Regions from separate parts of the Homo sapiens genome. Here region 2 is linked to region 1. A link is an interaction called in ENCODE POLR2A ChIA-PET data of the cell type or tissue named here. Cell type or tissue: K562. All regions are shown on one strand. Links, peaks and the distances in the headings refer to the core of each region. The heading gives the core; the rest is flanking DNA.

What was found. Peaks named below come from ENCODE experiments on the same cell type or tissue, not always from the same donor. Only the 100,000 strongest peaks of a DNase experiment are listed, where the experiment ranks them.
Region 2: POLR2A ChIA-PET joins it to region 1 with 5 read pairs; 1 of 35 experiments calls an interaction of 5 or more read pairs at or near these places.

Annotation. Positions count from the first base shown.
Region 1 is chr17:75,187,548-75,191,932 of GRCh38, forward strand. No RefSeq gene overlaps it. Among named protein-coding and RNA genes, the nearest start is that of SUMO2, 6.8 kb to the left of the region's middle. In K562, for the core only: no CTCF peak of the experiment used is centred there; a DNase peak (open chromatin) is centred at 1,829.
Region 2 is chr17:73,974,429-73,978,813 of GRCh38, forward strand. No RefSeq gene overlaps it. Among named protein-coding and RNA genes, the nearest start is that of LINC02074, 140 kb to the right of the region's middle. RefSeq lists an enhancer at 1-619. In K562, for the core only: no CTCF peak of the experiment used is centred there; a DNase peak (open chromatin) is centred at 2,463; H3K27me3 peaks cover 1,109 bases.

The DNA of each region.
Region 1 (4,385 bases), core at 183-4,182:
ATTTTTTTAAAATTTTTTGTACAGATGGGGCTCTCACTATGTTCCTCAGACTGGTCTCAAACCCCTGAGCTCAAGAGATCCCCTCACCTCAGCTTCCCAAAGTGATAGGATTATAGGTGGGAGCCACTATGCCCAGCCCTGGTAATTCTTAAACACACTAAAGTTTGAGGCCGGGCACGGTAGCTCATGCCTGTAGTCCCAGCACTTTGGGAGGCCGAGGTGAGGGGATCACCTGAGCTCAGGAATTCAAGACCAGCCTGGGCAACATGGTGAAATCCCGTCTCTACTAAAAATACAAAAATTAGCCGGGCATGGTGGCGTACCCAGCTACTCCAGAGGCTGAGACAGGAGAATTGCTAGAAACCAGGAGGCAGAGGTTGCCATGAGCTGAGACTGCAGCATTGCATTCCAGCCTGGGTGACAGAGTGTGACCCTGCCTCAAAAAAAAAAAAAAAGTAATAAATAATAAAGTTTGAGAAACACAAGCCATTATAAAATAAATATAAATCAAAAGGGTCAGGCACTGTGGCTCACGCCTGGAATCCCAGCCTTTTGGGAGACCAAGGCAGGCAGATCACCTGAGGTCAGGAGTTCAAGACCAGCCTGGCCAACCTGGTGAAATCCCGTCTCTATTAAAAAGATAAAAATTAGCTGGGCATGGTAGCAGGCGCCTGTAATCCCAGCTACTCGGGAGGCTGAGGCAGGGGAATCACTTGAACCCGGGAGGCAGAGGTTGCAGTGAGCCGAAATGGTGCCACTGAACTCCAGCCTGGGTGACAACACAGCGAGACTCTGTCTCAGAATAAGTAAGTAAGTAAATAAATAAATAAAAATACAAAAATTAGCTGGGCATCATGGCGGCTACCTGTAGTCCCAGCTACTCAGGAGGCTGAGGCAGGAAAATCGCTTGAACCCGGGAGGCAGAGGTTGCAGTGAGCCAAGATTGTGCCATTGCACTCCAGCCTGGGCGACAGTGCAAGACTCTGTCTCAAAAAATATAAAATAAAATAAAAAATAAACCAAAAGAAGTTTCTGATACTCCCTGGTTCCTCACTAATCATCTGCTTCACAGGATATGACCTATGCGCCCTTTGAGAACTAATCCAAATTAACCACTCTATAGCCTTGTTTCTCATCCTGAAGCCTCTGCTTTGGTCATATTCAATCACTTGGGGTTCCTAAATGTTCTCTCTCAACTCCAAGCTTTTGTACGTTGTAGGCGTTCGAGGATTCACTGAATGAATGAATGAATGAATGAATTGAAACTATCAGCTGGTTGCAGTGGCTCATGTCTGTAATTCCAGCACTTTGGGAGGACAAGGTGAGAGGATTACTTGAGCCCAGGAGATTATGGCTGCAATAAGCTATGATTGTGCCCCTGCACTCCAGCCTGGGTGACAGAGTGAGACCCTACCTCAAAAAACAACAAAAATAACCTATTACTGGGCCAGGTGCGATGGCTCACGCCTGTAATCCCAGCACTTTGGGATGGCGAGGAGGGTGGATCACCTGAGGCCAGGAGTTCCAAGATCAGCCTGGCCAACAGGCAAAACCCTGTCTCTACTAAAAATACAAAAATTAGCTGGGCATGGCGGTGCATGCCTGTAATTCCAGCTACTTGGGAGGCTGAGACAGGAGAATCGCTTGAACTCGGGAGGTGGAGGTTGCAGTGAGCCGAGATTGTGCCACTGCACTCCAGCCTAGGTGACAGAGCAAGACCCTGTCTCAAAAACAAAACAAAACAAAACAAAAAAACCCCATTACTATGTGTAAGATACTATGACACTGGAGATACCAAGAAGGGGAGACAAAATCTCTGACTCATATAACTTATGATTGGGGGAGGAGGAAATACACAAGAAGTGAAAGAGAAAGAGAACCAACAATTGTTGAGTACCTGCCACCTATCAAGCACTAAGTGGGACATTACTAATGTTAGCTCATTTTCCTCTTACACAAATGATTGCAAGCAGGTGTAGTAGTTATTTGCTACTCTCAAAGGGGTTAAGTAAACATGCTATCACATAGCTAGAAAGTAGTGTTAACTGAGCTCCTGCTGTGTGCTAGGGAAAAGACAAAGAGATACTGGCCGGGCACAGTGGCTCATACCTGTAATCCCAGCACTTTGGGAGGCTGAGACAGGCAGATCACCTGAGGTCAGGAGTTCAAGACCAGCCTGGCCAACATGGTGAAACCCGGTCTCTACTAAAAATACAAAAAACAGCTGGGCGTGGCAGCAGGCGCCTGTAATCCCAGCTACTCGGGAGGCTGAGGCAGGACAATCACTTGAACCTGGGAGGCAGAGGTTGCTGTGAGCCGAGATTGCACCACTGCACTCCAGCCTGGGCGAGAGGAGCAAGACTCTGTCTCAAAAGAAAAAAAAACCCAAAAAAAACTACCTGACAACCTATTACACTAAATTACAAAATCACCTTCAGGCAAAGGAGGAATTTGTATAAGATGCTTGTTCGGCCGGGGGCGGTGGCTCACGCCTGTAATCCCAGCACTTTGGGAGGCCAAGGTGGGAGAATCACGAGGTCAGGAGTTCGAGACCAGTCTGGCCAACATGGTGAAACCCCATCTCTACCAAAAATACAAAAAATTAGGTGGGCGCGGTGGCAGGCGCCTGTAATCCCAGCTACTTGGGAGGCTGAGGCAGGAAAATCACTTGAACCCAGGAGGCGGAGGTTGTGGTGAGCTGTGATCCTGCACTGCACTCCAGCCTGGGCGACAGAGTGAGACTCCATCTCAAAATAATAATAATAATAATAATAATAATAATAATAATAATGCTGCATGTTCAAGGCCGGGCTCAGTGACTCACTTCTGTAATCCCAGCACTTTGGGAGGCTGAGGCAGGTGGATCACCTGAGGTCAGGAGTTCGAGACCAGCCTGGACAATATAGTGAAACCCCATCTCTACTAAAAATACAAAAATTATCCGGGCGTGGTGGCGCACGCCTATAATCCCAGCTGCTCAGGAGGCTGAGGCAGGAGAATTGCTTGAACCTGGGAGATGAAGGATGCAGTGAGCTGCGATCACACCATTGCACTCCTGCCTGGGCAACAAGAGCGAAACTTCATCTAAAAAAATAAGAAAAACAATAGCTGGGCACAGTGGCTCACGCCTGTAATCCCAGAACTTTGGGAGGCCGAGGCAGGTGGATCACCTGAGGTAAGGACTTCAAGACCAACCTTGTCAACATGGTGAAACCTCGTCTCTATTAAATATACAAAAACTAGCTGGGTGTGGTGGTGGGCGCCTGTGATCCCAGCTACTTGGGAGGCTGAGGCAGCAGAATCATTTGAACTTGGGAGGCAGAGGTTGCAGTGAGCTGAGATCACTCCACTGCCCTCCAGCCTGGGCAACAAGAGAAAAACTTCGTCTCAAAAAAAAAAAAAAATACATGTTCAAATGTCTGAGCAATATGTATTCCAAGGGCACATTGAAATTCTGGGAGCTGGGTCTAGGCAATGTACTGAAATTATATTCTGAAAATCCTTTTGCAATTTCCAGGAAAAAATTGTGAAGAGATAGAAATTTCCTATTAATATTCTCCCTCCATCTTTTTTTTTTTTTTTTTTTTTGAGATGGAGTCTTGCTCTGTAGCCAGGCTGGAGTGCAGTGGCGTGATTTCGCCTCACTGCAACCTCCACCTCCCAGGTTCAAGCGATTCTCCTGCCTCAGCCTCCCGAGTAGCTGGGACCACAGGAGCGAGCCACCACGCTCAGCTAATTTTTTATTTTTAGTAGAGATGGGGTTTCACCATGTTGGCCAGTATGGTCTCGATCTCTTGACCCTGTGATCCGCCCACCTCAGCCACCCAAAGTGCTGGGATTACAGGCGTGAGCCACTGCACCTCTCCTTCCATCATTTTTATAGGGGTGGGAGGAAACGGATAGCTGTGCACTGAAAAAGGATGCTTTGGAAAAAGAAAGTGGGTCTGGGCACACTGGCTCACCCTTGAATTCCCAGCACTTTGGCAGGCCTGGCAGGCTGAGTTGGGTGGTTCGAGACCAGCCTAGGCAACAGGGTGAAAACTCGTCTCTATCAAAAATACCAAAAATCAGCCAGGCATAGTGGTGCTTGCCTGTGGTCGGAGCTACTCAAGAAGCTGAGATGGGAGGATCACTTGAGCCCAGGAAGCAAAGGCTGCAGTGAGCTGTGAGCTGTGATCACACTACTGCTCTCCAGCCTGGATGACGTAATGAGGCCCCATCTCAAAAAAAAAAAAAAAGGAAAAGAAAAAGAAAGTGGACTAGGAGACGGTGGCTCATATGCTCATATCAGTAATCCCAGCACCTTGGGAGGCCAAGGCACAAGGATCACTTGAGGCCAAGAGTTCAAGACCAGCCTGGGCAACATAGCAAGACCTTTGTCTCTA
Region 2 (4,385 bases), core at 72-4,071, 1.2 Mb before region 1:
CAATGCCAATGCCACCTGGCTGAAGCCCCTTTGCTAATGCGGTCAGGTGGGACAAGGGGACAATCCCCTCTCCCATCCATCCCATGTCCCTTTGGCCCACAGACGGTTCTGGTGAGTGCAGGAAGCATCCCATTGCATCCCCAGCACCAGGCAGGGGGTCTTGTATGACAAACACCCTTCCTTTCCACTCTAGTCCTTCTGTGGCAGGCAGGTCTCACAGATGCAGGCTTCCATAACAACTGTTTCAGTACTGACTGAGTGGCTAAGCTAAATATTAAAAGCCAGCACCCTTACACAAAGGCTGGAATGTAACAAAGGCCCACCAGGAGTTTTGCCTAGGCCTTTCCTGGGCCTTAAAGCATGACAAGATAACAAAGGAATTCTTAACAGGACCCATTTAGGATTAAACAAGTTTTACTGGGGGTCTGAAGAAACTTGCCAAACCACTGTGACTTAGCCCGAGACAAGATAAGGGTAATCACCCCAGCACCTGGACCCATTTTAGATCAAGTAAATTTACTGAGGCTTCAGAGGAAGGTCTTCAGGACTCAGGCCTTAGGTATAGATTAAAATAAGTTAATCGCTTATGTCTTTTCTTTTTTTTTTTTTTTTTTTTTCCTGAGATGAAGTTTCGCTCTTATCATCACCCAGGCTGGAGTGCAATGGTGTGATCTCAGCTCACTGCAACCTCTGCCTCCTGGGTTCAAGCAATTCTCCTGCCTCAGCCTCCTGAGTAGCTAAGATTACAGGTGCCTGCCACCATGTGTGGCTAATTTTTGTATTTTTAGTAGAGACAGGGGTTTTACCAGGTTGGCCAGGCTGGTCTCGAACTCCTGATCTCAGGTGATCTGCCTGCCTCGGCCTCCCAAAGTACTGCAGGCATGAACCACTGCACCCAGCCAACTTACGTCTTTTTTTTTTTTTTCTTTTTTTTTTTTTGAGACGGAGTCTTGCTCTGTCACCCAGGCTGGAGTACAGTGGCACGATCTCAGCTCACTTCAACCTCCGCCTCCCGGGTTCATGCCATTCTCCTGCCTTAGCCTCCCAAGTAGCTGGAACTACAGGCACCCGCCACAACGCCTAATTTTTTTTTTTTGGAGAGATGGGGGGGTTTCACCGCGTTAGCCAGGATGGTTTCGATCTCCTGACCTCGTGATCCGCCCGCCTCGGCTTCCCAAAGTGCTGGGATTACAGGCGTGAGCCACCGCACCCAGCCCAACTTATGTCTTTAGATGAATGTACACTTATACTTAGATACATAGCTTAGAAAGTATGTAAGCTCTAGAAAACTTTGTAATTTTGAGTTCGTCTGGCAATATTTTCCAGGTCTTTTCCCTGTCACCAGTTGCAGAAATAAAAACTCTCTTCCTCCCCAGTTCATCTGCATCTCGTTATTGGGCCATGAGAAATAGCAGCCCGACCCTCAGTTTGGTCCAGGAATACCTCTTCCCAGGACTGAGGTATGATACCAGCGGGCAGCCATCTGGGAGAGCAGCCTCCCAATCCCCTGCCAAACTCTCCTCTGTCCCTGTCCTTCCCAAGAGGTCTTCTGTGAGCCCACCCAACGAAGTGATGGTTTCACTCCCACCCTGAGGTCAGCTGTCTCACAAAGCACAAGCATAGATCGCCAGGCATTCACAGAAGTCCCAGGCCCTTTGCTTGCATGTATCCAAGCCCCCCCTAGGATCCCCATGGAAGAATTTCTTAGCAGGATGAATCCTTAAAGGTCAAGTCTGGAAAGGAAAATTCTTAGATGAAATCTCTGAGAATTCTTAGAGCCCCAACAGTAGTAACAATTTCAAGAGAGTTGGTTTTATCAGAGGCCTAGAGCATGCAACAGGGCCTGGTGCTTCCAGCCAGGCCTTGAGCTGCCTGGAGCTAATCAGGAGTCAAAGAACGGTGGTGGCCTGGGAGTCAGGAGCCCTAGCCTCTGAGAAAACTGTGCAAATTTGGGTCTCTGACTCATCACCTCTCTGAGCCTCAGTTTTTTCATCTGTAAAAGGAGGGGGTTACACCAGATAATCCCTAGGGGCTCTTCTAGCTGTATGATTTTATAAAGAAAAAAAAAAAGTTCTTCTCTTTGAGGAGTCCTGAGACCTGACAAAAAAGCATTTCTAAGAAATACAGCGGAGTCTCCTCTAGGAATTTTTCAGGATTAGGGAAAGCATCAGTCAGTATCGAAAGGAGTCTATAGACAGTATCCTAGGGAGATGGAGCAGGGACAACAGGACCTGGGGTTGGGGTGGAACTTGTATCTCACTCAAATACTATCCACTGAATCTTGGAACTAAGATCAGTCATTTTCTACAAAACAGGCCCCTGGCCGGCATCCAGGACTCTGAGAACTTGGGTCGCTGCTTTTACTAATGTCCCATGAAGGGGACGCCAGGACAGCTTCCCAGTGGATGCTTCACTGCCCTCGGAGTGGGAGGAGTCCCATCCACCCACTGCTGGAAGCTGAGATAACCACCGGCTGAAGGGAAGAGTTGGCAGAACAGGAGATGGAACACCCAGCTAATGTGAAAAGAATGAATAGATTAAAAACCGCAAGCTACTTCATCAGGGCCCACACGGCAAGTTAAGCCCGCAAATATCGATGCTGAAATGTGTTGAGAAGTCTGTCCAGGAAGGCCAGGAAATCAGGACGCTCGCAAAGACCTGCTCGGAGCCACAGCCACGGCGGCCACCTCCGCTAATGCGGCTTCTGCTAATGAATGCGGCCTTCAAATCTCTCTCTCCAGGGCCCTGGGAGGACTGTTAACACCATTTGCCAGCTAAAGAGCTCAGGAAGATCCTTAAGTTTTAAAAGCACCCCTTCCATGGCTTTCCTGCCCTGGAGGACCTGGGTAATGGGAGGTGAGGAGGAGAGCCAGCTGGCACAACCCCTTCTCCTCTCCACTTGAGCTCCCGTGAGAGATGTCACCTGGCAGGGACCCAAGGAAGGCTTTAGAGTGGGGAAGAAACCCCCCACCTGCCTGCCTCCTGCCAGCACTGATATGGGAGCCAGGAGGCAGCTTGGCAGGTCGGAGTCCTGGCTGGAGACTAGGTGCTGGTGACTTTCTCTGTCTGAGCTCATTCCACCTTGGCCATCTTGGGGATTAAAAGCTGGGAAAGGTCTTAGAGATCAATCCAACTCATTTATTTTATGGTGGGCAAATAGCGAGGTCCAAAAATGCAAAGAGAGTTGCCCAAAGTTACACTGTGGGGATGAGAACAGGAAGGAGAAGTGGAGATCTGGCATAGGCTAAAACCCACACCAAGCTACACAGACTCAGCGGACCTCATGAGCGCCAAAGTGACGTGTGTCAGACATGCCTGTGTAAGACGGAAGACACAGTGCGGATTCTTGTGCCCACCCTCTGGGTATTCACCTGCTAAGGGAAGGGCACTAGCTGAAAAGTAGTGGGAGCAAACGGGGATCCCAGCCAAGAGGGAGAGGAGGGAGGAGCCTGAATGAGTGCGCATGGCCACAGAGAGAGCTGACTACAAAAGGGCAGTGGGCTTCACCTCTGTGGCACTGCACATGCTGACATGAGGTTTGGGGTCCCTTAGTGCTTCCAGCTAAGTGGTGTGGCCCCAGGAGAGTCTTTTATCTCCCTTTTCAGGAGTCCTCCTGTCAGAGGCGTTTGAACCAGAGCAACTCCATCTTGAATAGGAGCTGGGTAAAATGAAGCTGAGCCCTATTGGGCTGCATTCCCAGGAGGTTAAGGCATTCTAATCACAAGATGAGATAGGAGGTCGGCACAAGATACAGGTCATAAAGACTTTGCTGATAAAACAGGTGACAGTAAAGAAGCCCCACAAAAACCCACCAAAACCAAAATGGCAATGAGAGTGACCTCTGGTCATCCTCAGTGCTACACTCCCTCCAGCACCATGACACTTTACAAATGCCCTGACAACATCAGGAAGTTACCCTATATGGTCTAAAAAGGGGAGGTATAAATAATCCACTCCTCGTTTAGCATATTCTCAAGAAATAACCATAAAAATGGGCAACCAGCAGCCCTCAGGGCTGCTCTATGGAGCAGCCAATCTTTTATTCCTGCACTTTCTTAATAAACTTGCCTTTACTTTACTCTATGGGACTCGCCCTGAATTCTTTCTTGCATGAGATCAAGAACCCTCTCTTGGGGTCAGAATCTGGACCCCATTCCTGTAACACCCCCTTGATGCTACCAGATCACTTACGTCCATAGGCCCACAGGAAAAGCTGGAGTAGAGGGCGAAAAACACTAGATTTTGGGAAAGTTATAAGCGGGTTGTAAACACAGACTGGGCAAACCAGCTCTGTCCCATCTGCCTCCAGGCTGTGGGCATGACGTAGTCTTGAAGATAAGAGTCAGGAAACTTAATTTATTAGCAAGAATTAGGGTCAGCCACAT